Regions from separate parts of the Mus musculus genome. Here region 1 is linked to region 2. The links are chromatin loops, found by intact Hi-C in ENCODE. Cell type or tissue: gastrocnemius. All regions are shown on one strand. Each heading gives the region's core, and the rest is flanking DNA. Links, peaks and the distances in the headings are about the cores only.

What was found. Hi-C counts contacts between places; a loop is a spot of excess contacts. Peaks named below come from ENCODE experiments on the same cell type or tissue, not always from the same donor. Only the 100,000 strongest peaks of a DNase experiment are listed, where the experiment ranks them.
Region 1: it touches region 2 in a loop (2.7-fold over the local background); 4 of 42 quality-filtered maps call a loop at or near these places.

What each region holds. Positions count from the first base shown.
Region 1 is chr5:65,635,211-65,650,559 of GRCm38, forward strand. Pds5a (PDS5 cohesin associated factor A) reads right to left here. Exons shown (of 33, transcript NM_001081321.3): 13 at 15,183-15,296; 14 at 12,714-12,795; 15 at 11,878-11,926; 16 at 11,123-11,262; 17 at 8,810-8,925; 18 at 3,347-3,452; 19 at 2,532-2,692; 20 at 105-228. Among named protein-coding and RNA genes, the nearest start is that of Pds5a, 55 kb to the right of the region's middle. In gastrocnemius, for the core only: no CTCF peak of the experiment used is centred there; no DNase peak of the experiment used is centred there.
Region 2 is chr5:65,406,479-65,420,715 of GRCm38, forward strand. Ugdh (UDP-glucose dehydrogenase) reads right to left here. Exons shown (of 12, transcript NM_009466.2): 7 at 13,771-13,865; 8 at 12,000-12,130; 9 at 11,033-11,166; 10 at 10,543-10,634; 11 at 10,347-10,457; 12 at 6,743-7,585. The coding sequence ends at 7,478. It overlaps Lias (lipoic acid synthetase), which reads left to right. Exons shown (of 11, transcript NM_024471.5): 11 at 2,257-3,945. The coding sequence ends at 2,315. Among named protein-coding and RNA genes, the nearest start is that of Lias, 22 kb to the left of the region's middle. RefSeq lists an enhancer at 8,497-10,094. In gastrocnemius, for the core only: no CTCF peak of the experiment used is centred there; a DNase peak (open chromatin) is centred at 9,410.

The DNA.
Region 1 (15,349 bases), core at 3,121-11,120, 230 kb after region 2:
GGACTAACAGTGTAAGAAGACATACAAACAGCCTTGAAATGTAGACTCTAACTATTCCAAAGCACAGAGCCTGACAAGCCAATGGAAACATATTCCATGTATACCTCAAAAATCTGTGCCAGCTGGACCTCCTTGTTTGAGAAGATGGCATGGATGCAGTGAACAGCCTGCTTTGCTTGGTGTGGAGTGCCCCGCTTGGCTTTCTGATGTAAAATGGGGATCAAGGTTCTGTAAAAATAATAATATAGTTGTGTTTTTCTTAAGTATACAAATCCCTAAGTCTCTTCTTATCCTCATTTACTCTACTTAGATATGTACTGGTGGTGAAGGCTTTCTTAGAAATTATTTGATTGCTAGAAAGATTTAAAGTTCCTTCTCTGTCTCACAAACCAAGACATACAATAGGGAACAATTTTTCATTTTAAAACTAAAATATGAATATAAAAAAATAACAAATAAACCACCCTTAATAATCTATGACTTGCCCTAGGGCATATAATCACATTTACATACTAAGAACACACTCCTAATTTTTCAGTTCCCTTTTAGAATTCCCTTCCATATTTCAAAGTAGCCAAGGAAAAAAGTAGCAGGAGGTCAAGTGTTATTAAACAGCTGAAATGATACTTGTGATGGTAGGTACACAGGAATAGAAAGGTTTCCAGTAATCATCTAGAACATGTGTAGTTACCATCCTAGGTATTTTTAAAATTGGATTAATTTGACTAATGAATATTAACACCTGAAAAGAAATATTATATATAGCAAAGCAAAGAAAGCAAAAACAAAAGAATGAACTACAACTGCCAAAGACCATATGAATAAGAGAAGGTGAGGCTGGATTTTCAAAGTTTAAAAAAAAAAGATAAAATAAATGCATTTAATCACTACGTTAACATGAAAGATAAACTAAAAGTGCATACATCTCTAGAACAATCTGAAAACAAGTATCTTAAAGCAATAAGCGCTGGCCATATAGAAAAGATGTATTTGAAGGAAATATATTCATATTAACGACAAAATATGTACATGTATCAAGACGGAAAGCATTCACAAAACAACAGTAACAGCTCTCTTCCTTTTATTTTCCTAGGCTCACACATATATCCCACCTCCAAAAGTCAGGCCCTTACGCACACAATGTCACCACCAGCATGGAGCCACATGAAACCCTTGGTTTCAACTTTTCAGGATAAACATAAACAATTATAATCAGGGTCTAACTAGTCCAGGTCTAACTAGTCAGGCCTGTGATGGTCAAGTGTCAGACTCCCTGAAGCTGGAATTAAAGTTATTCTGAGCACTAGTGTCCTCTGTAATCATATAGCAGTGTGTGCTTTCAGTTGCTGAGCCACCTCTCCAGCCCAAGATACAATTTCAATCAAGATGTAGGTATATGTAGTATTTTTTAAGTAAGCCTGAAATAATATAAAAACAAATGAACTTTTCCTCTGCTTTGTTTGTGTTTTCTAGAGTGCTGTAATTAAGAGGCACCATTGGGGTTGTTATTGAGGTCTTCAGTGTTTTTGCATTTCTGATTATTTCTTTTATCCTCAACTATTAAGGTTTCCATCTTTGATTCTAAAGTTAGCCATTCCACGTATATCTATTTTTTCTAATGCTTATTTTGATAAAGCATTCTTTTAAAAATAGGACTCTTGCCTTAAAATGTAAACTATTCCAAAGCTAGAAGAAAACGTCAAACTTGATCCTACATGTTAATAATCTTTTTTCCTTTTATGTGCACAGGGGTTTGAACAAAGGCCTCATGTGTGCCAAGCAAGTATTCTCTCACTGAGCTAAATACTTACTGCCCAGGTCCTTGTAAAAACAATTTTGAGACAAAGTCATTCTTGCCTGGTTTCTGACCTGTTCCACCAAGCCTGGCCCTAATAATCTTTTTGATTTGTATGTATTGCTATATAAACAATTAAATTTTTAGACCACAAAGTTCCTTGAAGACAGAGACTAACTGGATAATCCCTTTGTTCCACATAAATTCCATTTAATAAAACCTACACAAGTCCATTTGTTCTATTTTTATTACATTATGAGACAAATATTGTTCCTATTAGGTTTACCATGAATTTTTCATGTTTATGTTACCAATGAACATATGATGCAATGGACATATCAATGTGTTCTTTCACGTTTCCCATCCTTACCACAAGTATAATCCCAAAATGTTAAATGAAACTATGAAACTGTATTTTACTCTTATGATCACTGTTAATTACAAAGCAACTAATTAATATTTTATGAACACTACCATTTAATTCATATATATATATATTTGGTTGGGACAGGAAGTTGGTCGCTACTTCATTTATAGCCTACAAAAATTAGAAAGATACATGAACCATACTATTCTGTGATGGCTTTTGATTACTAGACTTTCAAGTCCCTTGCATCTCTACAGTTGGTCCGACTGCATCTATCCTACCTGTGATAGGATGGGGCAGGAGACAGAGAAATCATCACTCCCCCACACAGAAACCTTTACATTAACCATGTAAAAAAAAAATACTCACGACCGTATCTGGGGAAGGTCAGTTTCTATTTTGTGGCCTGTGTTTCTAAAAATTTGTATTGCAGCTTCTGCTACCTTGTCATCCTCCATTCTTAGGCACTGTAACAAGGACTCATATGTCTCTGCAGAGTGGAACGAGGTAGGATGTGTGAAAGACAGAACCTGGAGGAATAGATACACCTTTAGGAATACAGACAACAGCTCTATTCTATTTAAAAAAGAGTTTTCTTTCAATAAATAGAATGTAAACTTCTGGTGTGCAAACGCTAGCTGTAACACTTGGAATATAAATTACATCATTTAGCCCCAACTACAGTTACTTTTACTCAGAGACTTTAACAAGAATCCTGAGGGGTACGTTCCAGTCTCTTTCCCAAGATAGTTTACAAACATGTTACCAGGCATCTGTAATCACAGTATGTGGCAGGCTACGAGGCAGATGGATAGATGAGACTTTCATGCCAGTCTAGGCTATAGAATGAGATTCTTGTTTTTAAAAAAACAACACGTGCCGGGCGTGGTGGTGCACGCCTTTAATCCCAGCACTCGGGAGGCAGAGGCAGGCGGATTTCTGAGTTCGAGGCCAGCCTGGTCTATAAAGTGAGTTCCAGAACAGCCAGGACTATACAGAGAAACCCTGTCTCAAAAAAACAAAACCAAAACAAACCAAACCAACCAAACAAAAAAAAGATAAACCAAAAAAACTAATCTTTTGAATAATCTAACTTAAAATAATCCCCCTCATGTACACCCTAAAGGGAACGCCCTTATTTATTTTTGGAAGTTAATGGAGATAAAATTACCAAGAAGAAATACCTTAAGAAGCTCAAGTCCTGAGCGGATGGCTGAGTCTGGACTGACACCCTCCTCTTCATCATCGGCCGTCCCTTCGATTGACTTATTCATCAGTTTTACCAGTGCACTAGTAAGTGAGGAAACGCAGGTTAGTAAGACTACTGAAACTAGTGTAATGTATCCCAACTATAATATGATAAACAGAGAGTGTAAAAAGACTATGGTCAAAGACAACGTCTGTAGCCTGAGGATCAGTGTGGACAACACCATAGGAGAGCTTACGGTTATGTTACCCTTTCCAAAAAACTTAATGTGTTATAGTAATAAGAATCTGACTGATAAATAAGCCAGTTAAATAATATACTGTAATATTAATATTAGTTCTTCCAATATTTACACATAGAAACTTTTCACATATAAAGTGATTGTAATATATTTTAATAAAAACAATATAAAAATAGTTGAAGATTGGGCAAATGGCCATTCAGAACAAAATTCACAGAGTAGAAGCCAAGTAAGATGACTCAGTGGGTAAAAGTGCTTGCTGTCAATCTTGATGCACTGCATGTGAGTCCTGGAACCCACATGATAGGAGGCAAGGATTCCTAACATTATTCATTGACCTCAAAGTATGCGGAACACATGCATGTGCATACTCACAATGAGTAAGTGTAATGCAAACACATAGCAGTGAACATATGCAGGGAAAGTAGCATTAATTACACTAGGAAATTTATAGAATCAGTAATTCCATACTAAGAAATTACTAACAGAACCAATTATCAAAAAAAAGCATATTTACAAACATGCAATTGGAAACTGTGTACTGTCAATTATTTAATACCACAGAACATTACATGATCAATAAGATCCAACTACCTAACAGATCAGATGGTTTGTTTCTCAGACAAGGCCTCAGCTGTACCCTCAGCTGACTCCCTGAGGAGTCAGATCTGCCTAACTCAGTCAGGGTGGGAGGACTGCACAGGACTACAATTACAGGGCTCTACTTACCTCCTCTGGCTAAAGGCATAGCATTTAAAACAAAAACAGATATGAGACTGGGAGTGTAGTTTGTAGGCAGAAGGGCTGCCTAGCTTGTCAAACTCTGGGTTTGATCCTCGATGCCACACAACTGGGTGTGGTGGTGCTCACCTGTAATTCTGATAAAATTAAGGCTAAAGTGGAAGGACTGTCATGAGTTCAAGGCCAGTGTGGATACATAGCAATACCAAGACAGCTAGATACAGCAAGATACTGTCTCAAAAAACAGAGTGAGACAAGTATGTGGGTGTGAAAGGCAGGGTGAGAAATTTTTTCTCCTTTGTTGACATTATTGCTTCAATCAAATTATCATGACTTGTTTAGAGGAAAGAGTCTCTCTGTATATTGTCTAGACTCTCTCTTTTTTTTAAAGATTTTAATAAGATTTTTTAAGATTTATTTATTTTATGTATGTAAGTACACTGTCTTCAGGCACACCAGAAGAGGGCATCAGATCTCATTACAGATGGTTGTGAGCCATCATATGGTTGCTGGGAATTGAACTCAGGACCTCTGGAAGAGCAGACGGTGCTCTTAACCACTGAACCATCTCTCCAGCCTCTAGACTCTCTTTTAATTAACTCTTACTGATCATCAATCTGAGGAGGGTTTAACATATACTTGTGAAAATCAAGAAACTTGTTGCTGAGACGGTCTTACATAGCCTGGCTGGCTTTACACTCAATGTGTAGCAGAGGATAATAATGACTATGTGTTAAGAGCTGGACCACAGACATTTGTTACCATAAAGGATATTTAAAAAACAAAACAAAACAAAACAGAATGAACCTGAATTGTGTAATAGACAATTGAATATTAGCAGTTGGGAAGATGAAGGAAGAAAAATACAAGTTCAAGAAGCCAGCATGAACTGCAAAAAATAAAATAAAATCATTAGGGTGTGGAGGTGGCTCAGTGAGTGGTACCACATACTAACTACCACACCTGCAGACAATCAAGGTTTGGTTCCTAGCACTGATGTCACTTGGTTCAAGATAACTTCATCTTCTTTTACTTAAAGGAGTCTGTGTTTATTGTCTCACATTCCAACCTATCTCCTAAAGCAACTAGAATTATGAAAAAATATTTATACCTCTGATTTCTCAAATGTCAGTGTAGCTGAGGGGGACCAGGGCTCTACAGTCTTCTGTGCGCAAATTCTACCGTTTGTTTTTGTGTAGCATGGTGATGGTCGTGCGGGGGAGCAAGTCCCGAGTCTTTGTCATCAACAAAGCCCTAGAGTCACCTCTCTAAAGTATCAGAGAGAAACTGCACGGGCCATGGCACTCTCCCCTTCTTTCCTGAGCTAGCTGTTAGCATTTATTTAACTTCCAGGTATCCCGTGAGGCCTCCACCATTTAGTTTCTTTTCTCATTTTCTTTAAAGATTTGCTTTTTATTTTTTGTGTGCATATGTGGTGCCTACAAAGGGCAGAAGATGGCATTAAATGTCCTAGAGAAAGAGATACAGATGATTAATTATCAGCTGCCTAATATGAGTACTAGGAACTGAACATGTGTCCCCTGCAAGGACAATACATGCTCAAAACCTGGTATGATAGTGCTGACCTTTAACCACAGGAGAAAGAGGCAGATCTCTGTGAGTTAGAGGCCAGCCCGGAGAGTCTACATAGTGAGTGCCAGGACAGACATGCCTATTCAGAGAAGCCATCTCAGGAAGGAAGGGAGGAAGACCATATCATCTTCATCAGCACGAGGAAAGAGGACCCAGTTCTCTTCTTCAGCCATGTGGATTCTGGGAATCCCACTCCAATTACAGATAGGGTTGGAGGCATGTACTTTTATGTGCTCAGCCATCATGCTACGCTAAACTTCACACCTTATATAATTCATTCATAATTTTCTAAGTGTTGCCATTCCTTGTTAAAAAAATACTTTTCATAATTCATGTCATCATTGTAGCCTCAGTATTCAGTTCTTTCTCCTTACCTCTGTCCACTCTAATTTAGTTCATTCCTGAGTTTCAACCATTATCACAATGATCACATAATTTTGTGATAATCTTTTCTTTTGTATATTTTCTGAAACAGGGTGTAAATAAGCCCCAACTATCCTGGAACTCATCATGTAGATCAGGTTAGCCCTAAAGTAACAGAGATCTACCAGGCTCTGTTTTTTTGGTTCTGAGATTAAAGGAGTGTAAAAACAAAAACAAAAACATGTCTGCCACCAATGTTTTCTCTTAAAATCTTGATTATAAAATCTTCATGATGGGTGGTCTGAGCCTATATCCCCAACACCCAGGAGTCAGAGCCAGGAGGCTAACAAGCTCAGGACCAGCCAGGTCTATATATAAGGAAGTTCTAGGTCACTCATAGACATATAGTGAGACTCTGCCTCAAAACACCTAAGTAAATAATAAGAACCTTAGCACTATTTTGAAGTATATGCCTCCGCCCCCCCACCCCCCCCACAGAGTTATAACTCTGGCCTGTCTAAGTATTTCTTAATCTCTTTGTCCCTTTTCTTTGTTTGCTATTTCCACCTAAAACAACTATAAATATCAATCAGCATGTTATATATATGACACATGGTAAATTGTGTTAGATTATATGTTTTATGTATTATTTAATATGGATATTTACATACATATAAATTTCAATAATTTTAATATGTGATAATTATCATTACTGTAATTTTAGAGAGTGGTATACTGAAGCTCACAGTCCCTAAGCAACCCAGATTCGAGGCTAGGAACCTGGACGTTATCCCCAGTAGTCCTCACTCAGCTAACCCCAGTAATTTCTACTTCCTTTTAACACTCATCAGATACATAACTTATTTTTGAAGTCTTCTATAACAATACACCCACACACAGTTCAAGTTATATAACTTATTCTTTACTAAGTACACAATGTACTTTCCACAAAGCCACTAAGTTAAAAAAAAACCTTTATTTATAATAATATAGTAGTTTGTAACTATCTGGATAAATATAAAGAATATGGCTTTTACTTCTTGTGAAATAGGATTTCCCCACGTATCCCAGGTTGGCCTGCATATCACTATGTAGATCAGGATGGCCATAAACTAAAATATCCATTTGCCTCTACTTTAAACATGTTGGGACTAAAGATATACAACATATATGTTTTTCTCATAAAAATTAATAAACACTGACATTCTTACAAAATTACACTCGGGTAGAAATATTAACCAAGATGTTCTTCTTTGAGATCAAATAACTCATGATGAGATTTCAGCAGAGTCTGAACACTGGGAATCAAACAATAGTAATTTGCTGACAGGATGAACCCCTGTGAGACATCATGCTGTTACAGCACATTCCTTCTAAAGTTAATATGCACACTCAAGAGTTCCTATTTCTACTACACTGTATCTTTAACCCAATAAATGTGATGCTAGAGATGTAGGGGTGAACTGATTGATAAGAACATGCATTTAGCATTCGAAAGGTTCTGATTTCAATCCTCAGCGTGTGTGTGTGTGTGTGTGTGTGTGCGCGCGCGCACTCTCATGACTGCACATACACACAGCTGCACAAAAGGTAGGGGAGGCAGAAAGTAAAAGGCACATACCAAAGGATACTGACAAGAAATAATATGGCCACGATTTTGAAACTAACTATAAACAAACATGTTGTGACCCAACATTTTTTAGTTTTCTTTTTGTTTTAATTTGCAAAGTAGAAAACTGGATCTCGAAATCTTAAAAATAGTAGAGCTCATGTATAAGCTGTCCCATTGCTCAATAGTTCATAGATTCCAGCTACCAGTGTCTCAGAACTTGACTCTATCTGGAGATTGGGCAGTAAGGAATGATTATGTAAGGTGAAGTCACATGGATGGAGGAGCCTAGTCTTGGTTGAGCACTATTTTCTTAAGAAGAGTAGGAAACAGATTGATCCTGGGCATGCAAGGGAATGATCATGTGCAAACACAGTGAGAAGATGGTAGCTGTCTAGAAGACAAAGAGAATGACTTCAGAAAAAAATGTTAATATCTTGGTACTGAAAGTTTTAGTTTCTACAACTAAAAAGAAATTGTATTTTCTAACTTGCCAGCCAACATTATCCTATTAGGGTGACCCTTGAACACTAGAAGAACATGCCTTCTCACAGAACCACAATAATGACTCACACAGGTGACGTGGCTAATGCTTCCAGGTAGGTGCTACGTACTGAATTAGGTCCAAATCAGCATCTATGTGAATTAAGAATTAGTGAGTGCTATGTGCGGATTTTTCAAATTAGCATATACAGAATAAATCCAAATGCAGGTACTCTTTAAAAAAATAAATAAAAAATAAAACCTTAAATAATAATGCAATGCCTAGCCTTCTATTAGAACGGCAGGTACACGCTGCTATAAAGAGAGCTTTAAAGAGATGGTTTCCAGATCTCTATGGGCCCAGCACCTAAGCTCACCCCCATGCACTTTCCATGCACTTCCTACCTTACCTTATGGCTTCTGAATCGATGTGCACAGGAGCAATTCTTTCCAAAAGAAATTTGACCATCTCTAGAAAAGGGTTGGTTGGCTGCTTAGGATTTGCAAGTTTCCGAGCTATTTCCCTCTATAAAAGAAAAAGGTTTACTGTTTAGTTTTAAACCTTAGTATTTTTCACAATTAGATTAACTAAAGAAAGAGGATTCACTGAAAAACTGAAAACCCAGAAAAAGTGAAAACAATGTCTGCTTTAGGCACTGATTATAGCAAGCACTCACTGTAAAATCCAGACAGCAGAAAACAGAAAAGGGACAGATAGGTGACTTCTACTTATTGCCTTACGCTTCTGCTATAGAATTTTTATTTACTTTAATAACATAATGCTTTATTGAAAAATTTTTATTTATAAGTATGGATAAATGGTTTTATTATTTTATAATTTACTAGGATATTGCATTTTATTTCAGTTAATTTCCCTGAAAAGCATGTTTGTCCACATGAGCGTAATGCCCACAATTCAGAGAACAGTATTAGATCTATTTATCTCTATAAAAGAAAAATGTGAGGCTAGAGAGATGGCTCAGTGGTTTAATTGTCTGTATTTAAATTCAAGATGACAGTATTATATACCAACTACCCTTGACAAAGAATGGCATTCTTGCAAGAACTCTCTCATTTTTTTTAGACCTTCCAGGTGATGTAACCGTGATAGTACATCTTCAACCGTGGTAGTCCAAATCTCAGATTTCCAGGTGACAAGTCAGACTACATATATTTACCTTCTATTTTTTTTAAATTTTATTTATTATTACTAGTATGTGTCTTTTTTGTGGGTGCACGCTTTCCATGACTTATATGTAGAGAACAACCACCAGTAAGTATCCAGTTCTCTCCTTCCATTGTAGGTTTTAGTTTTGAACTCAGGTGGGAGCTTGCCACTAAAAATAGCTCTCTTCTATTTTATTCAGAAATGTTCATTTCCAGAAACTAGAGATGCAGTAGCCAATTGTGACACAATGATGCTGTTTCATTTAGATGCTGGCCTCTAACACTTTTTTTTTCAACCCTACATAAGCACAATGTATGACTCCACCCCCACCCCAATTTACAGGGTCTTGTAATTAAATTTTATATAAAAGAACATAGGTAATTTAAATAATATATACAAGTTATACTGTGCTAATAATTAATAGGAAGGTGAGAAAAACAGGAACTAGTAGCAACCTCTTAAATTAAATCTATCTAATTTAAAGGATTCTGTTTTCTCCCTCTACCACATGGGTACAGGATCAAACTCTTTTGACTTCATAGGAAGTATCTTTATCTACCAAGCTATTTGATTGGCTGTCTTATTTATTTATTAACAGCAGACAAGCAAACAAACAGGATCGCGATACTGATTGCAGACTGGTCACGAAGTCATGGTGATTTTCTTGCCCTGGTCTCCTAAAGTCTGAGATTGCAGACAAGAACTACCATGCCTAACTATCATGCTCTTTTTCATTACAAATATAGTATTTAGGTCCAACTTTCTGATTCATAAAACCAGCAGCATTGATTGCATACATTTCTTGCTCACTGAATTCATTCCAGGATATTTTAATTACAAACACCTGAGTTTAACTTTAAGACTAACATGTTCCCAGACCATTTTGTAAGAACATCTATTATAATCTTTAATCCCCTGTTACATATTTAAATCATCAATCCTTTTCAGAACAAGGGTAAAAAGTAAATAACCAAAATGTTGATTTTTTAATTCATATTTAAGCCTGATTCTTTGGTATAATGTGTCACAACTTCATAATAGCATAAATGCTGAAGACAGAAACAAAATATGTTTTTCTCCCTGAGTTTCTGTTATGATCCTGGCTTCCCATAAAATAATAATAAGTGCAAGAAAACAGAAATCTACCTAGGAATTCCTTTCTTTCAAATGAAATCTCATGTGATGACATAACTACAACTAAGTTATTATCAGGTTTTGTTCCCATGCTCAGAGATGAAAGGAGGAAAAGCATGCATACAAAACATTTTGAATTCCTTCCATTTCTTAAGTGAAGAAACACACATTAAATAAAAAGTGTTTTATCTTGGTTATTTCCTAGGGACAGTCTCTCTGGCTCAAATCTGATTTTTTTTTTCTTTCCCGCTTGGAATATGGCTAGAGAGTGTTTAGGAAATGAGAAATTAGTTACATCTAAATAGAACTCTAAATATCTTAGCATCTACCATACAGTTAAAGTCAGAGAAAAAAAGTAGTTGTAATAAAATACAGATTTCCTAAAGTTATTAGAGAAAATATAAAATCATGATTCACTAACCACACAAACGTCAGCCTGCTTGCATGAACAGGTTGGGCTGATTAATAATTCCAACTGAGACCTCAGTTTCTCATCATCACCAAGAACCTGGTTAAATTTCTTTACAAAATCTTGTGCTTTTCCAGGGTCAGGCAAATTCTCTATGAAATGAAGAAAATAAATATTAGACAAAAAAAGATAACTACATTATAACTGTCTTTAAGACACTGGCAAGGAGCTGGAAAGACGGCTAAGCAGTAAAGAATACTTCCTACTCCTACAAGGGACTCAGTACCTCTGTTGGGGAGTGCACGACTGCCTGTAGCAACAGCTCCAGGCACTGCAGGTACATGTGCCCACACAGACACACATGCTTACACATAAGTAAAAATAAAAGCAAAGTAAGGCTAAAAAATACATTTAAAAAGTAAATAAATACTGATTGAGTCACTGAGAAAATCTGACGAATGGCACTGATAAACAAAATTAACGATTTATCTTTTACCACTCTATCATTGGCTAAATTAATAACCTGTTTTGAGTGGGCTCAAGAGATAGCTCAGCAGGTAAGAGCTCTTGCTGCTCTTAGAAAGGATCCAGGTTTGATTTCCTAGCACCTCATGTTGGCCTACAAGCATCTGCAAGTAACTCCAGTTCCAGGAAACTAGACAATTACATCATACATACATACAAAACATTCATACACTTAAAATAAAATAAAAATGAAAAGGCCTGTTTTGATATTACATGCTCACTGGGTAAATAAGCATACTCACTTGCTATGGTCATCAGTTTCCCAAACATGGCAGAACAGTTCGCTTCTGACTGAAATTTAAACCATAAAAAAAGTACTAGTCATTTCAATTAATAATATACTCACATTGTACAATGTGTTCCTTAGCTTTAAATAGACTCACCATAATCACACTAGAAAATGGCTAACCCCCACCCCCACCCGCCTATGTGTGTTTGTCTGAGGGGAGGGGGAACACTAGCAAAGAACAGTGGAAAGTAAACATTAGGATAAGGACAAAGCTGATGGCAGCAGGATGGCACTGAAAGCTCAATAGTGAGGAGTGGCAGCATGCGCCTGTCATTCATCTGCTGAGGTAGGCCCACTGCTTAAAGGCAGAAGTCAGTCAGCCTAGGCTGCATGACCAGCAAGCTTGTTGAAACTCTCGCCACCATGCCTTTCTGCTGTGGTGGACTGTCCCTAATATTGTGAGCCAAAACACACCGTCCTTCTGTAAGTTCTCTGGATCTTGTCGAGTACTCTGTCACCATAGTAAGGAAAGTGACTAGTATATGACTAAAATCTCACCTAGCAATGCTGAGAAAGGAAGGCTGTCAAGGAATTTGCCGCAGATTATTAACCTGGGTAACAGTGATTTCTAGACCAGTTTGAGCTAAAAAAAAAAACAAACCTCAAAACCAACCAATCAAACAAACAAGAAATGCTTAAGAAACTAACAAAAAAGGAAATTTAGCTCTGAAAACAGCTTAACTGACATTAAAAATTAAAACCCCTTGAGATAATTTAATTACATTATACCACAAAAAAATTAAACATTGATTTACAATCTATGATTTTAAATAAAAATCATAAACCTACTGTAGGCTGCTTGTGTAAGTCCAATAGTTCACGCACATGACTTCGAAGCATGTTCTGACATTTCCACATTTCATTGAGAGCTCTGTATAAATATGAAAAGGTACATTATTTAATAACATTACAAACTGTTCAACTTTTTTAAACTTTTTGTTTATTTGTTTGAGACAGGGTTTCGCTATGTAGTCTGGCTGTCCTCGAACTCACTTTGTAGACCAGGGTGGCCACCCACTAGAGGTCCATCTGGCCTCTACCTCCCAACTGTTGGGATTAAAGGCGTGAGCCACCACACCTGACTTTATAAATTTTCTTATGTGTTATTTCTATATTCATATATGAAAAATGTATATAACAGTTTATTAGCACTTAAGGGAGTTTAATATAAGGCTTATCATAATAGGAACTAATATTTTTGTAATGCTAGAGATAAAATCTGGAATTTTAAGCATGTTAGGAGGGCATTTTATCAATGAGAAGGAATGGTTAAGTTCCAAAGGATCAATATGATCTTTCTGGGGAGGTCAAAAATTGACTTAAAGACTATTTAATCCTAAACAAGGGAAGCTACAGAGTTCTGGTGTAATGAAAGATAAAACAGGAAAATCAAAGGAATGAAAAAGCCAGGTAGAGAGTATATAACTGGGAGGAGGTATATGGAAACTGGAGTACATCACAGATAAATAAATAAGGGCTACTGCATGCCAGAACAAGAGAGCTATGAGGATGAAGTCAGCGGGAAGCCTCTCCCTAAGGACTAAGCTCTCACAGTCCACAAAGTGCTATACACACTTCCGAGGAAGGGAGCAGCCAATAGCACTACCCAGCTGTGGCGGGTGCCTAGGAACCACAGCTAGCATGGCACAGTAACTAGTTTCACTCCTATGTTGGTTGTTACTAACATCTCTCTAATTATCGTTATCCTGCAACAGGAGGGACAATCATGCCTGGTATTAGAAACCTAGACAATACCCCGGGCTAGGGAGATCATGAATCTTAGAGATAAACTAACACCATTTATTAAACCAGTACAATTACTAATTATTTTTCATCAAAGAAGCTTCTCTTTACAACAGATGAAAATAACAACTACCAAAATGCAGAGGACAGTGACTCTGTCATAATCATCCTTAATCCACATGTCTACTACACAGTGAAGGCAACTAAGACTTAGGGAACCCCACAGACAAGGGAGCAGAAATATTTTATGGAGCAGAGGAACAGAAAATCTGCTAAGACTGTATCTCTTAGAAAGGGGAGGGGAAATTTTACCTGGAATACAGGTAAACTATACCTTAATATTATAGATGCCTAACCAAGACCTGAACAAGGGACAATACTAATAGACATGCTAACATGGAAAGGAAAACCTCACGAGGCCCAAAACCTAGACAACACTATATGCAACTAAGGAAATGCTAAGAGGGATGCACTCCCAAGTTCATTATCTAACACCAACTGGTTAGCCCTAAAACCATATACACATAAATAACACTAAAGAGACTCAGGTGTACATGCGCACATACCACCCCCAATAAGAAGTAAATAAAAAGAGGCCATGACGTCAAGAGGGAACAAAGGAAGGTGTGATACATGAGAAGTTAGAGGAAGAAAAGGGAAGAAAATCATGTGACTGTAATTTTTAAAAAATGTTTTGGTTTTTGTTTAGTTTTTTTGAGACAGGGTCTCTCTACAGAACTATGGCTATTCTGGAGCCAGAAATCCTAGTCCTCATGAATGTGTCTTTGTAGTCAAGATCTTGCATATCCAGGTTAGGATTAGACTCACTAAGTAACCAAGGCTGATAGCTTTATTGGTTGAATACCTGAAATTTTTTACTAACACCATTACCAAAAGAGTGTGTGAGCAGGTGATAAAAAACACATGGAGACATCGTCTCACATGTGCAGCAGGGTAGAGCTGGCCTTGGTAGCTGGGGTTGCTGATGAGCCAGCCCAAGGGAACAAGTGTAGTAGAGCCATCTGACTGAAACTCAGATATCGTTCAGACCCAGATCTGGGGCTTTGCATTGGCCCTGCCCAACACTGACTTGATTGATGAATAGCGGGGATGCATGAAGTGACCAGCCAGTCCTACAGATCCAAAACTACATGATTTCTTTCCATGGCACAGGACAACAGCAGGATAGCTGAGAGAGTCCTAGTGAGGATCCAGAACTGATAGTCTAGCAGAAGATAGAGGCCTCATACCAGACAAATAAATTATTGCAATGAACATCTATCTGTAAATAAGTAAGTATGCACAAAAGTGTATACTGGGGGCCACACTGTTACAGCTTCCACAAGATTTTTGTTATTGTTTTTGAGGGGAGGTTGCAAGGGTGGAGGGCAGGTCCTAGGAGTGAAGGAGAGGAGTGGGATTGGGGTACATGAAGTAAAATTCACAAAGATCCAAAAAGTTAATAAACAAACAAGCCCACCTAGGAAGTATATGAAACATTGAAAAGTAACTTACTTTACAGCATTTGGATCCAAGCTAGCATATAAATAATATAAGCATTTCATTCTCTCTTCTGTTTCCAGGTTGTGGGGAACAAGATACTGAGCAAAGATTTTCTCTACCAATAGTCTATGAACAAACACATAAAAACAATTATGCTATTTAAGAAGTGAAATTAACCA
Region 2 (14,237 bases), core at 6,238-14,237:
TCTGTGTGCACTGAGATCTGAATCACAGATACAAGTTAGAATAAAAAAAAAAAAAAAAAAAAGAACCTTTTTTGTTGTTCATGATACTCAGTGTGCCTGTCAGGGAGGGAATCTGAGAGCAGGGCATGGCGGTTGTGCTCGAGTGTCCTAGCAGGTGGGAGGGGGAGGTCAGGTCGTCCTCAAGGCCAGCGTGGGCTCCAGGAGACTCTTGTTTTAAAGAAAAACAAACAAAAACCAAAAAAAAACCCAAAAACACGATAAGAAAATAAATTTAAGATATTCTCACGAACAGTTTATCCTAGTTATAAAAGCCAATAATTTGAACTCTATGCTATTTCTTAAATAGTAATAAAAGAAAGCATGAAGTTGGAGTGTATGGGAGGAGTTAGGGGGCAGAGTAGAGAAGAATATGATCAAAATATGTATTCATGTCTGAGATTCTTTTTTTTAAAAAAGATTTATTTATTTATTTATTTATTTTATGTATGTGAGTACACTGTAGCTGAACAGATGGTTGTGAGCCTTCATGTGGTTGTTGGGAATTGAATTTTTAGGACCTCTGCTTGATCTGGTCAACCCTGCTCACTCCGGTCTCCACTCTCTCAGTCTCTGCTCACTCTGGCCCAAAGATTTATTTATTACTATACATAAGTACACTGTAGCTGTCTTCAGACGTGCCAGAAGAAGGCATTAGATCTCATTACAGGTGGTTGTGAGCCACTATGTGGTTGCTGGGATTTGAATTCAGGACCTTCGGGAGAGCAATCAGTGCTCTTACCCACTGAGCCATCTTGCCAGCCCTAAGATTCTGAAAATTAATAAAAATTACAAGAATTTGGTTCAGCATTGACTAACAGGCTGTGAATTAGAAGTAAGAGTTAAGCAGAATGGCTGGCAGGTTGGAATACATACAATACATACATACATATAATATATACATAAAATACATGCATATATATATACATGCATACATATACATACATACATACATACACATACATACATACATACATACATACATACATACATAGGCTAGAACCAGTATTAGCTTCTAGAAATGGGTACCTAGAGTAGTATTTATTTTGTTTTTTGTCTTTTCTTTTTTGTGGTGGGTGGTTTTTAATTTCTTTGTTTATTTGTTTAGAGACACAGTCTCACTGTATAGTCTTTGCTGACCTGGAACTCATCATTTAGGTCAGACTGGCCTCAAACTCACAGAGATCTGCCTGCTTGTGCCTGCCTGTGCCTACCTCCAAGGTCTGGGATTAAAGGTGTGGACAGGCATGTACGGCATAACGTGATATTTAAAAGGAAATTTCCAACATTTATAAGGAAATGAATTATGATCTTTTAGTGCTTTTAAAGTCACTACTAAGAGAGAGAATGTTGGTGTAAAGAGCATTGGGGCCCAGATGGTGGGCTCCAGTCTGGTGACCTTTGTTCTGTGTCCACCAGATTTAGGCGAAGGACTGAGCAGTACAGACTAGATGCTCAGGATCTTCGGTAATCATATCGGATGATGGTGGCGCTCTGATTGTATTTGTAAGGTGACAGAGGAGCTGATCCAACTCCTCATGAAATGAAGCCTGTGGGGCCACTCTGCTGCGGGAAGCCTGCGCTCATCTGAAGCTGCACTGAATGGAGCCTAATGGGCTGGAAGGGCGTGTACGCCTCAGCACAGGAGCTCAGGCTCCAGCACAGGCAACAAAAGCTCATCAGGGAAGCAGAGCTTGTTTCCCTGGAGGGCGAGGGAGTAAGAGATTCCATCAGATGAGCGCTCCGCTGCAGGGAGGGCCGCTTTCTAAGCATCAGCTCCAGGCTAAAGATGGTGGAACTGCTCTCATGTCAGTGAAGAGGAATAGTCAGCCTTCACCACAGTGAGGCAAGCACGCAGAACCAGACCCACGGGCTCAGTGGGCCGTCTTGCAGAACATTTGGGTACTGGAAGGAATAATAGCTGAGAGTGTAGAGATGAAACAATCCCTATGGTCCCTGAGCAGGCCTGTGCTGTTACAGAGCGAGAAAGGGCAGGGGAGATGTGGTAATACATTACAATCTCAAAAAACAAGAAATTAAACCAAAATCACTGGGGAAATGCCAAAGATAAGGAGTACTTAGACATAGATAGAAGTACTACAGCCTTTGAAATCTGAGATGAGGGAAGTGCCTGTGTTCTGTGTGAGGGCGGGATTCTGAAACAGCAGCTTGTGGCTGGCTTTAGGGTGATATTCATGCATTTTTATTTTTCCTAAATAGGTGAATTTTTCCTGAAAAATCTAGTGGCTAGAAGAAAAACAAAAGCTTCTAAAGTGTAGCCAAGCCCTTCAAGATCACAGGAGTGTTGCGATTTTGCTTCCAGTTGGTGTGAGGATGGTGTCACCCTGTCAGGATTCCTGTGAGTGCAAGGCAGCACCGTTCTGAAGGGTCTGATGGCTGATCGAAGCGGAATGGTGTATACCTGTAATTCCACCCAGGAAAAAAAAAAGGAAAAGAAAAAGAGAAAAGAAGAAAGAAAAGAAGCCTATAACCCTGTAAACGACACACATTTAGTGATAATTCATGGACTTCTTGCTGGCCTTTGTCCTCATCCTTGTCAGTGATGACTTGATCACAGAACAGCTTGGAACGGCTTGCTGTTGCCATTGTAATTCAAGTCTATGAACATTTAGAAGATCTTATAAATTACAGTAACCCATGTGAAATTTCTTTTCTTAAAAAGATTTATTTTTATTTGCGTGTGTGTATGTGTGTGTGTGTGTGTGTGTTAGTGTGTTAGAGGAACACATGCGCACACACACATATGGACTCCGTGACACATAATAATCTTTGTAAGTCAGCCCCAGTGTGGAGTTGGGAAGGCTCACGAGCTCCCAATAATGTCAGTAGCTGAGGAGGGGAGGCGGTCTTCTTTAAGGGTGTGGCCTTTGTGTGACCCATGCTCTAGAGCAGTGGCTCTCAGCCTTTCTCACGCTGAGGCCCTTTAATACGGTTCCTAAAGTATGGTGACCCCAGCCATCAAATTAGCTTTGTTGCTACTTCATTACCGTGATTTTGCTACTGTTCATGAGTTGTAAGTGTGTGATACCCAGGGTATTGTGACCCTTACCCTCCCGCTAGGGTCGAGCCTTTGTGGTCCTTATGGACACTTCCTCTTGTAGTCATTACATACCCATGCACTCTGCTGTCCACAAATGTCGTAAAGCCTCTGGGCCACTGCTGGCTCCTTCCTACTCTTGTTTTATTGAATTACACAGCCCCTACTGGTACCTCTTGCTACTCTTAATTATAGTGGGTTCCTTACAAAAAGAACATACCTGTGTGCACAGGATAAGACATGATGGTACACACTTTGAACCTCAGCAGTTGTGTGGAAGATTGCAGTGAGTTGAAGGCCAGCCTGGGTCAAAGCCCTTTATTATCTGTCCTTCCAAACTGGATGTGGACTTTTTGTTGTTTGTTGAGACAGGGTCTCATGCAGCCCAGGCTACTCAGACTGGCTGTGTGGTAGAGGATGACCCCTGATGTCCTGGCTCTGTCCCTAAGTGCTGTGATCACAGGCCTGCAACACTAGCTGGCAAGGAGTACACTCTCACACCAGTACTTGGAGGCAATGGAGAAGATCACAGTATTCCAGGCCAGTCTAGACTGTGCAGCAAAGTCACCCAAAGTCACCTTCCTTACCTGCCTCAAGCAATCTTCTGTTCCTCATGTTCCTCCTGAACTCCAGACCAAACCCAGCCTTTATTTTCCTGTCTGTTGTGTGGGCTATGAGACAGGGTCTCACAGTGTAGCAAAGGTTATCACAGAACTCAGTTCTGTAGTCAGGGCTGTCCTGGAACTCCTGGCATCTGCCTGCTCTGCCTCACATTACAGGGAGAAAGCCACTCCACTCTGCCTCCTGCCTCTTTTTGTTGTTGCTAAATTTTAAAATAAGATCTACTTTTTAAAATTATTTGTATGTGTGTTATCTTACATAATTACTTGTGTGTGGGTGCCCGTGTAGGGCAGAAGCACTGGTCCAAGCAAGCCGCATCCCTGGCTCCCTAACCTTTATCCTAAGTACTGATTTATGATTTACATGGAATCCGTTATCCACACTACCTACTTTACAATATAGCCACATAAAGTTTCCTTTGTAAGACGCAGAGTAAACAAAGACAGGATTCTGAGTCAGAAGATAAATTGAGTTTTATTATTTTAGAAAGAACTTTCTCAGGTCATGGCTGTCCATATCACTCTGCCTCTCTGTGCCAGTGGACTCTTAATAACATTCTACTTCTGATATTAGAGTGTTCTCAGCAGCAAGGAAGAACATCTCTTCAAACAGGTTCTATTAATCGTGGGCATTTACACCGCCAAACAGCAAGTGCGTGTCAGAGATGACTTAGTGGTTCAAGGAAGCCATTAGAAACCATCAGTCTTCAACTCCTTCTCTCGAGTTGCGGCAAGCCTTGTACTTTGGATCCTCTCATCTTGGACACCCAACACTGACATTTACGCCTGTACCACTAGGACCAGCATATTGATTTATTACTAAGTATATATCTGTGTTCGTGTGTGTGTAGGGGGAGCCTTAGGAAGAACAGCAGCAAGTGCACTTAACCACTGGGGCATCTCTCTAGCCCCATTTGTTTATTTGTTTGTTTGTTTGAAACAGGATCTCATAGCCCAGGCTTGTCTCGTTATGTAGTCAAGGCTATCCTTAAACTCCTGACCCTCCTGCTACCATCTCCAAGTCTGTCACTTCACTTGTATCTCTAGGATGTGTGTCCAGAGGAGCACATACCATAGAGTGCAGTGGAGGTCAGAGGACATCGCCACGGAATCGGGTCTCTTCTTCCACCTTTGCATGGGCTTCAGGGATCAAATGCAGGCTTGTGTAGCAAGGACTAAACCTTGTACTTGGCTCTTAGCACTGTCTCTTTTCATTTCAAAAACCATTTTCTTTTACATCTAAAAAAAGTTTTTTTGTGTGTAGAGTAACTGTGTGACACACACACACACAACTCGAGCTCTCGTGTGCCTTACAGGGAGAGTGGAAGTCACAAGAAACTTGTAGCTGGTTCTCCTTCTACCATGTGGTTCCCAGGAACCCAACTCAGGGCAGACTTGGTGGCAAGCATCTTTTTTACCCACTTGGCCACCTATTGGTCCCAAAAAACAAACATGGTCTTTAATTCACACAATAGAGGACCAAAAGATCTCAAATCGCTGTACCCATTTAAATGTTGAGTCACATATTTCTTCCCCACCATAAATAGCAAATTTCCTAGGCTTTGTCTTTGGTCCATTTTCTTCCATTTGCATTTTTTCTACCTTTTGAACCATAACTGTATTCCACAATTATTTATTTTTCCACTCTAGGTACAGCTGTGTCCTGCAATTAAAAAGGAGTGCCTAATTTTTTATTTTCTTGAGACAGGGTTTCTCTGTGTAGACCTGGCTGACCTGGAACTCACTTTACAGGGATTAAAGGTGTGTGGCACTGTTAACCGGTGTAGGAGTGGCTAATCTTAACTGCTTTAGTAAGATGTCTTTGGGTTTATAATCCTATTGACAGGCATATACAGAGCAAATTCTAATCCTTAAATTTATGCTCAGGAGTCTTACAAATAAGGGTTAATCCTTAAACCAAGATGAGTTCTGATGTTTGCAAAGCTTTTCTGAGGGGCCAAATAGCCAATCGTTTTTATGTTTTGTAGGCCAGGAGACAAAAGTGAGACTGTTGTGTAGGAAATTCTATAAGCATTTAAAATGTAACTATGTGGGAGGCAGAAGCAGGCGGATTTCTGAATTCGAGGCCAGCCTGGTCTACAGAGTGAGTTCCAGGACAACCAGGGCTACACAGAGAAACCTTGTCCCAAAAAACCAAAAAAATAAAATAAAACAAAAATAAGATGTGACTATAGGGGCTGGAGAGGTGACTGGGTGGTTAATAGCACTTGTTTTGTTTCTGATCCCAGCACCCACATCGTAGCTTATACAGCTGCTTATAACTCCAGGCCCAGGGGCACTTCAATTTCTATTCTTCCTTACTCACACAGTTTCTAAAGGATGAGACATGTATCTGTGTAACAAGGCTTGTGTATCCTTAGTGCACACAGCATGAAATGGAAATAGCCACTGCGAAGGATTCATCAAGAGACAGAAAATAGAGGTTTGTAGATACGTCTTGGCCATTAAAGCCACTGACTGCTCTTGCAGAGGACCAGGGTTTGGTTCTCAGCGCTCACACAATGGTTTACAGCCATCAGTAACTTCAGTTCCAAGGAGTCTGATGCCATAGATAGGGAAACACTCATACACTTAAAAATAAGTACACATACAAAATGTTTAATGCAAATGGGGAGGCACACAGACGTTCTTTAAACGTATACTGGGCTACCTAGGTGGCTCGGGGGATGAGGGTGCCCACCACTAAGCCTTGCCATGGTTCAGCCCCCAGGACTCACACTGTGGGATGACATAACAGATAGATACCCCAGAGTTTCTTCTGACCTAAACACACACAGAAAAAAAGATAGATAGATGGAATAAATGTTTTGAAAAGTGCTGAGATGGCTGGGTGGGTGAAGGTGCTTGCTGCAAAGCTGCCCACCTGAGTTTGAAGTCCAGGACCCACATGGGAGGAGAGAGGTCAGCACTCTTAAGTGGTGGTGACCTCTGACCTCTGCACATGTACACACCTTACATCCCCTTCAAAAAAATATATGAACATAAAACATACGTAAATTGAAGAATCTTTCCAGTCTACACATGGGATTTTATTTGTTTGCTTAAAGGAAAAACAATTTAATTGTAATAGAAATAAAAAATCAAAGATAACAAACATTTCTTGACTCACAGATGCAAATGTAACAAGCAGCTACAGAAGCTAAGAAACAAAATGAAATAGACCATACTGTTGATTTTTCTTCTCAGGTTATATTTTTTTAAAAAAAGAGAGCACTGTTCAAGTTAGGCAGGGAAGGAAATGCAGAGTGAGCTCTTGGGAAAAACAAAAAAACAATTAAAACCTCTAATGACATAATCCCATTAAAACAAAAGGCCAGCGAACTTTAACCAGCCCATACTAGCACAGTGATTTCATGGCTTCAAAGTCCCATTGAATGATAAGCAGACAACACATATGAGAACGAGACTGCCTTTCCCTTGTATTATTAAAGTGCAGTCTGTAGACAATTTGTAATGCTGAAAATGTCTAGGTTTCATTTTTATTTTACAAAAACTGACATTTAAAACAACATGATTGTTTTCCATTCATTCAGTAACTGAGAGGACAATAATATAAAAATATGTAAAAATTACTCTAGACTCATAATTACTGGATATGCTAATACCCATATAGCTAGTATAAATTTGATGATTACAAAAATATTTTTGTTTCCTTAAAAACATGTAGTTCATTTACCATTTAGTATCAGACAGACACTGGCTACCCTGAAGTACCACGTTATCCCAGGTAAGAGGGCAATGTCTAGACTTTGGGTTTCTTGTTAGGTGGGTCCTGAAGACTAAACTTCGGAATCTCACCAGGAGTGTACGGAATTCTCTTGGAAGACACCTTTTTGCCAATTGTTTCAATCTGAAGAGAGAAAAAAATAGAACTATTAATCACAGCACATGTATGTAAGAGCTCTCTATACTGCAGAGATGGAGAAGATGAGAAACTCAAGTCCTCTGAGCTGCTGAGAGGTCTTTGGCTCTTTATCTTTTGATGTTTCTAGAATCAAGTGCCAGCCCACTTTGCTGGTTGACTTTGTTGGGGTTTACAGAGACAGTCTTGCTGAGTGCTGGCCTCTAACTCACAGGACCTCTTGCTTCTGCCTCCCAAGTGCTAGAGTTACAGGGTGCACCAGCACCTGCAATTATCAAGTTAAAAAAGACACAAGCACCTCACCTTTTATGTATCCGGGTAGTTGGCATGTACGTCCGTACACCAGAGGGGCTCAGACAGTTGTGAGCTGCCTTATCTTTTTTTTTTTTTTTGGTAACAGGTTTTCTCTAGCTGTCCTGGAACTCACTATGTAGATCATACATACATACATACATACATACGAGGGTTTGCCTATATGTGCACATACTAGGAACTGAAATCAGGGCCTCCTGAAGAGCAGTGAGTACTCTTAAAGTCCGAGCCACCTCTCCAGTCCACACCACCCCTTACCAGTGTAAATTTATCTTTTCTCTAGTAGAGATAAACATACTATTCTATTTCTATATCTCGTTTGAATTAAAAGTTAATTCTTTCATCTGACTCACACTACAAGGGATGCCTGCTTTATTTACAGTAGTCTATTTTCTTACCGAGTGACTTACATACTCTCCCTGAGTTAGGGCTCCCATTTCCTATTTTATCTTTGAGGCAGGCCTGGAGCTACCTATGCAGCAGAGGTGACCTTGCACTCCTGGTCACCCTGCTTCTGCCTCCCAAGTGCACAAGTGGAGAAGGGCGCTACCAAACCCAGCTGAATTCAATTAAAAAAAAAATCTTACTGGGGAGTTAAGTTTTCAAAGAACTCAGGATCATTCTTTTTTTTTTTTTTATATTTATTTGTTTATTTCATGTATGTGAATACACTGTTGCTGTCCTCAGACACACTAGAAGAGGGCATCTAATCCCATTACAGATGGTTGTGAGCCACCATGTGGTTGCTGGGAATTGAACTCAGGACCTCTGGAAGAGCAGTCAGTGCTCTTAACCGCTGAGCCATCTCTCCAGCCCCAGGATCATTCATTTTTATATGCCTATATGTGCATATATATATGTACACTGTGTATGTGGCTGGTATCCTTGGAGACAAGAAGAGGACCCCTAATTACCTAGAACTGGAGTTAGAGATGTCTGTGACTCACCATGTGGGTGCTGGAAGGGTCCTGTGCAAGAGCAGAGCCATTTCTCCAGGCATTGAGTTAGTTAGTTAGTTAGTTAGTTAGTTAGTTAGTTGTTGTGACAGGTTTTCTGTAGCTGTCCTGGAACTCACTACATAGATAGACCAGGCTGGCCTGAAACTCAGGGATCCAACTGTCTCTGTCTCCCAAGACCTGGGATTAAAGGTATGCACCCAGCTAAAACTTTTAAAAATATTTATCTTTCTATATTTGTCTTGGAAATAACATTTAAAAAACAACACTCCAAAGTTTAAATCAAAACCAGGGAAAAGCAGCCCTGCTGCTCACTTGCTCGCTAAGGAGAGTAAGATGGGGGAGTTTCCAAGGAGTTAACAGAGTTGCCAGCTGACTCTGCTGAGACCTCGTATCTCACAAACAAACGGCAGAGAAAAGGCCCTCTAGCGAGTGAGTGAGAGGTTAAAGAAAGCAGACCAGTCTTTGTGGTGAGCAGATAAGGCCTTCCTGGCGCTGCCGCTAAGCCAGTGCTAAGGCCGTGCTGAAGCTCAGTTTGGCGCCATGCTGGCGGCGGCGGCCCTCCTCCACCAACTGTTCTTCGTCTTCCCTAAATTACTCTGCCAGGAGCCTCTCCGCCGTCCACACGGCTGCAGGAGGCTGCAAGTAACAACTCGCTAGTACTTGCAGAGCCCTGGTGCAGCAAAGACCGGTGACACACAGATGCTCTGCTCTGGGCCTGTTCTGCCAGCTCCCCAGCTCCACATGAATGAATGCGAATGCAGACAGGGCTCCTAAGGCCCACATTGTTCCCTCAGACTTCTCACGGCACAGGCAGGGCTGAGTGTCTGAAAGGTACGGGAGCAACACCAGGCCGGCCACGAGCCTGGGTACCCGGCGAGGTGGATGGTAGCTATTCTCACAGGAGGATGACAGTGTTGTTCCAGGTGAAGCAGTTCCTCAGAGGCCACCCACAGTCAAACCCCACCCCTCACCCAGGCTTCACTGGGGTAAAGCTCAGCTGTGCATAACAAGAGTGCACCATGGAACCACAGTGGGTCTTCTTCACCTTTACGATAGGGCACACACTGTTTCCGTATGATAGGCACCTGATACCCTTCTACTGCCAAGTAAAGGACACCAACCTTAGGTTACAAACGAACAACCCAGACTTTGCAGAGAACAGGCCTCTTGTCCTGGTTATCTTACTGTCCTACTGCTAACTTAGAAAATGTGACGCTTTGAAACCCATCAATGGGTTCACAGATCGTCTGGGTGGGCACTGAGGTGGCTCAGAGGGTAAAGGTACTTCTGCCCAAGCCCGAAGCCCTGTGACAGGAGAAGGAAGGGGTGGGCGAACTGACTCTACAAAGTTGTCCTCTGACCTCCACATATGCCCCACCCAAAGTCATGCATATACACACACAATAATAACTAAAACAAAATAATGATAACCAGACCAAACCAAACAAGCAAAACAGCCGGCTTAGAATCCTGATTACCTGGAAGCCAATGGTCTGTAGCTCACTGTGGAGCCCATCCAGGACACGCCGACCATCAAAGATAAAGGCTGGCTTCAGCATTTTTTTATGAATCCGTTCGTAATCCAGTTCCTGTGTAGATGTACCAGTGAATAATTAGGACACACATGTAGACACAGACCCAACTTGTGTTTGCACTGGAATGCCTCTACATCACCTTAAACATGTCCCACTCAGTGCAGATAACGAGGGCATGGGCGCCATCACACGCTTCGTATGGGTCCTTGGAAATGGTCACCAGTCTGGACACTATAAAAACAGCAACGACCAAGAGAGATGAGACACAAACGAGGCACGGGAAGTTACGTGTTTTAACACTGTAGAAGGAGTGTCTGACAGTGAATGAATGGGAAGTGGGAGCCAGGAGCAACCCCACACTTTCTTCACAAGTATTTCCTGGGATGTCTGGGGCTTTGTGGATACCACTCAGCTGTATCCCTGGCTCCTGCAAAACCTACCAGATTAAAGCACAGCTGATGATGTCAGCTCAAAGCTGAGAACACAGTAGCTAAGAGTTAATTTTAGAGAAACAAGGCAAAGCCCTGGCAAGAAGTGACAGCAAAACAACTACTAAATAAAGGGTTCATTCAAAGACAAGCCAGCTGTGTGGGTTTCACCCAAAGGCTTTGTGGGAGAGTCAACCCTACCTTGGTCATCCGCTGAGACACCCGGATGAGAAAGGTCCACCACTATTTGTTCCCTGGGTACTTTTGGATCATATATGTGGAGGTGTGCACCCTCGTCCATCAGGTACTTGCTAATGTAGATACTGGAGGATTCTCTGAAGGACAAACAAATCAGTATTGTTTGAAAGGGCATATTCTAATAACAGGGAATTTAAGAGATGGGTAAGTTCTGGTTAAGCTTAATTGGAGAGGATACAGATGCTTTTTTATTGTCATGCCACACACACGCACACACACGCACACGCACGCGCACGCGCGCGCACACACACACACACACACACTAGGGCTCACAGAGAGAAAAAGGAGACACACAGGTCCTCTTCTGCTTATTATGACACCATACTGACAGCCCACGCCTGGCATCTTTATATGATGGAGAATAAAATACTATAGAAAACACGTATACATATATGTGCTTCCATTCATTTATGCTAACTGAAATACAAGGATAAGATGAAAGTTTCCATACCTTCAGAGGGTTTTTATGGGTTTTTTTTTTTTACATGTATTTTTGTGTGTGTGTGTGTGTGTGTGTGTGTGTATGTGTGTGTTGAATCCCATGAAGGCTTAGAAGCAAGTGCTTTTATGCACTTCTGGCCCTGACATGTTTTCAAGTGAGCCAGTGAGATAATTAGCAGGACAAAGTGGACCCCACTATGGAAGGGGGGTCCCCACTCCGCCTTGTTCTCTGACTGCCACACCCTGTGCACTCACGCACAAACACTCCTCACCACGCCATCCTGGCTGGCCTGGAACTGGCTATGTAGACCAGGCTGGACTCCAGCTCACAGAGATCTGCTTGTCTCTACCTCTACCTCCCAAGATTAATACTGTATTTGGTAAGTATCAGAAAAATTAACAAACAACCCCCCCCACACACACACAAGCACACACACATATTTTTCTAAATGTTTTAAAAAACAGGTACCTGGTATCACCAGTATCCTTTTTGAATGCAAACCCCAAGATAGCTATCTTCTTATCGGTCACTGTATTAAACAGGCTATCTATGATCCGTGATGCAAACCTCCTCCTCTGGTAGTCATTCATGTCTATGACCTGAAAATAGATGTATAATTTACAATATTGGCTCATAAAAGTGTAGTCTAGGACATACATGTGGTTTTATAACAAATTCTACGATACAAATATACAGCTTACATATTAATGACAAAGTTTACCTAACACTGTTATTTAGATTTAAATCTAAAAATTAGAAATCCACCAATTGCCAGATATGGTGGCATACACCTTTAATCCTAGCATTTGAAAGGCAGACAGAATTCTGAGTTCTAAACTAGCCTGAACCAGAGAGCAAGTTACAGGACAGCTATGGGTATACAGAGAAACCCTGTCTTTCAAAAAAACAAAATGAACAAATAAATAAGATAATAATAAAACACACCAATTCCTTTCCTTAGAGCCTTCTTGAAATGTTCACTTTCTTTTACTTGATCTGCTGTGGGTGAAGCTGGGGTGGATGAGAAGATGGGCTTGCATTCTGAAGGCATCTGAGATCAGCCACAAGGCCAGCCTACAGAAGGCACCCCACAGGCAGCTCCTTAGCCCCTCATGTACTCAACTCATCGCTCGCCAAAGCTCACTCTGAGAAGAAAATGGCCAAGAACAGAGGGGACGCTACTTCTGCACAAACCGTGACACCACAAGCACCGGACAAGCTTTCACCCAAACATCCTGAGGGTGAGAGAGTCTGAGAGCCCCTGACACCGAGGCTGAGTTGCAGATGAAGTCGACACAGGGGAAAGAAGCGTTTACAGAAACTCCCAGGGACCATCTCAAGTCTCCGGAGCTTGAAAAGGGAAATCTGGACTTCATCTGCTCATTTGCATAATGAATAGCAAGCTAAAGCCACCTGCTAGGCTACTGAAATACATAAGAAGCGAGCCATCTCTACAGACTTGCTCATAGCCATTGCTGATGTCTGAAACTCAGAGAAACCCATTTGGAAAAGGTGCATAGCCTGGCAGGTACCTTAGGCAAATTATGTCATTTCTCAGAGTCTCCTCTCATCTAAAACTGGGGGACACTGTTAGTGATGAGGACTAAATGCTACTCTGCATACGAGGTGCTCCAAAGAGTACTCAGAATAAAAAGCACTCAGTACTCAGTACTCAGAATAAAAAGCACTGACAAGCTGGGCGGGGCTCCTGCTTTAGATTAAGAAACTGAAAGTATCCATAGATGCGAACTACTTGAAAATATTACAGTGCTGGTTCTTTAGTTTCGTAGAAAAGCATGGTTCACACCAAGTTCCAGGGTAGCCTGAACTACGCAGTGAGACCCTGTCTCTTATGATGGGGCATACCTAGTTTAGCACTGGGGAGGAGGCAGAGGGAATAGGTGTTCAAGGGCATTCTCAGCTACATACTAAGTTCAAGGCCAGCCTTTTACATGAGACAGTCTCACATGCACCCAAACATAAAGGATAATATAATTTTACTTCCTGGCTTATTCTGGGAGCAAATTTGGCTAAAAAAATAAGAAGTATTGGTGTATCAAAAATGCCCATCACAGCTGACTAGGAAAAAAAAGATTACTTGAAAACAGAACCTCATTAGATAAACCTGTAATAAGTAAATGTAAGGCCATTTCACCAAGGGCGCCATGTTTAATTAGAGTTAATTAGTAATGAGAAGTTTAATTAGTAATGAGAAGTTACTAACTACAAAGATATATACCTGCTGCCAGTAACGAGCTACTTCGGGCAGATTCAGAGCCTCACAGAGATAAACCAAATTCAGAACATCTTTTTGGAAGCAGCTTCCACCAAAACCTGAGGGAACAAAATAAGCTGACAATATTTTCAGGTAAGACCCAGAAACTAAATAAATCCTGTGGCAAAGCTTACACAACACCGGCAACTTATATTCAGATTTTAAGTAATAAAATTCAGATAGCAGAAATTTCTTGCAGCTACATGGTGAGTTCAAACCCAGCCTGGGCTGTATCAAGATGAAAAGACATAGAAAAAGTGTTTTATAAATCATGCGACAATTTTTTAGGTAATCAGTTCTTTAAGTGCATACTAACTGCTTCCCAATACAGGTTTCATTAAAGCTACATGTAACCTTTTTCCTCCTTTTCACATGTGAGAGTTTTGCCTGCATGCACATGTGTGCATCTTGGTCACAGGTTAGAGGGGCCG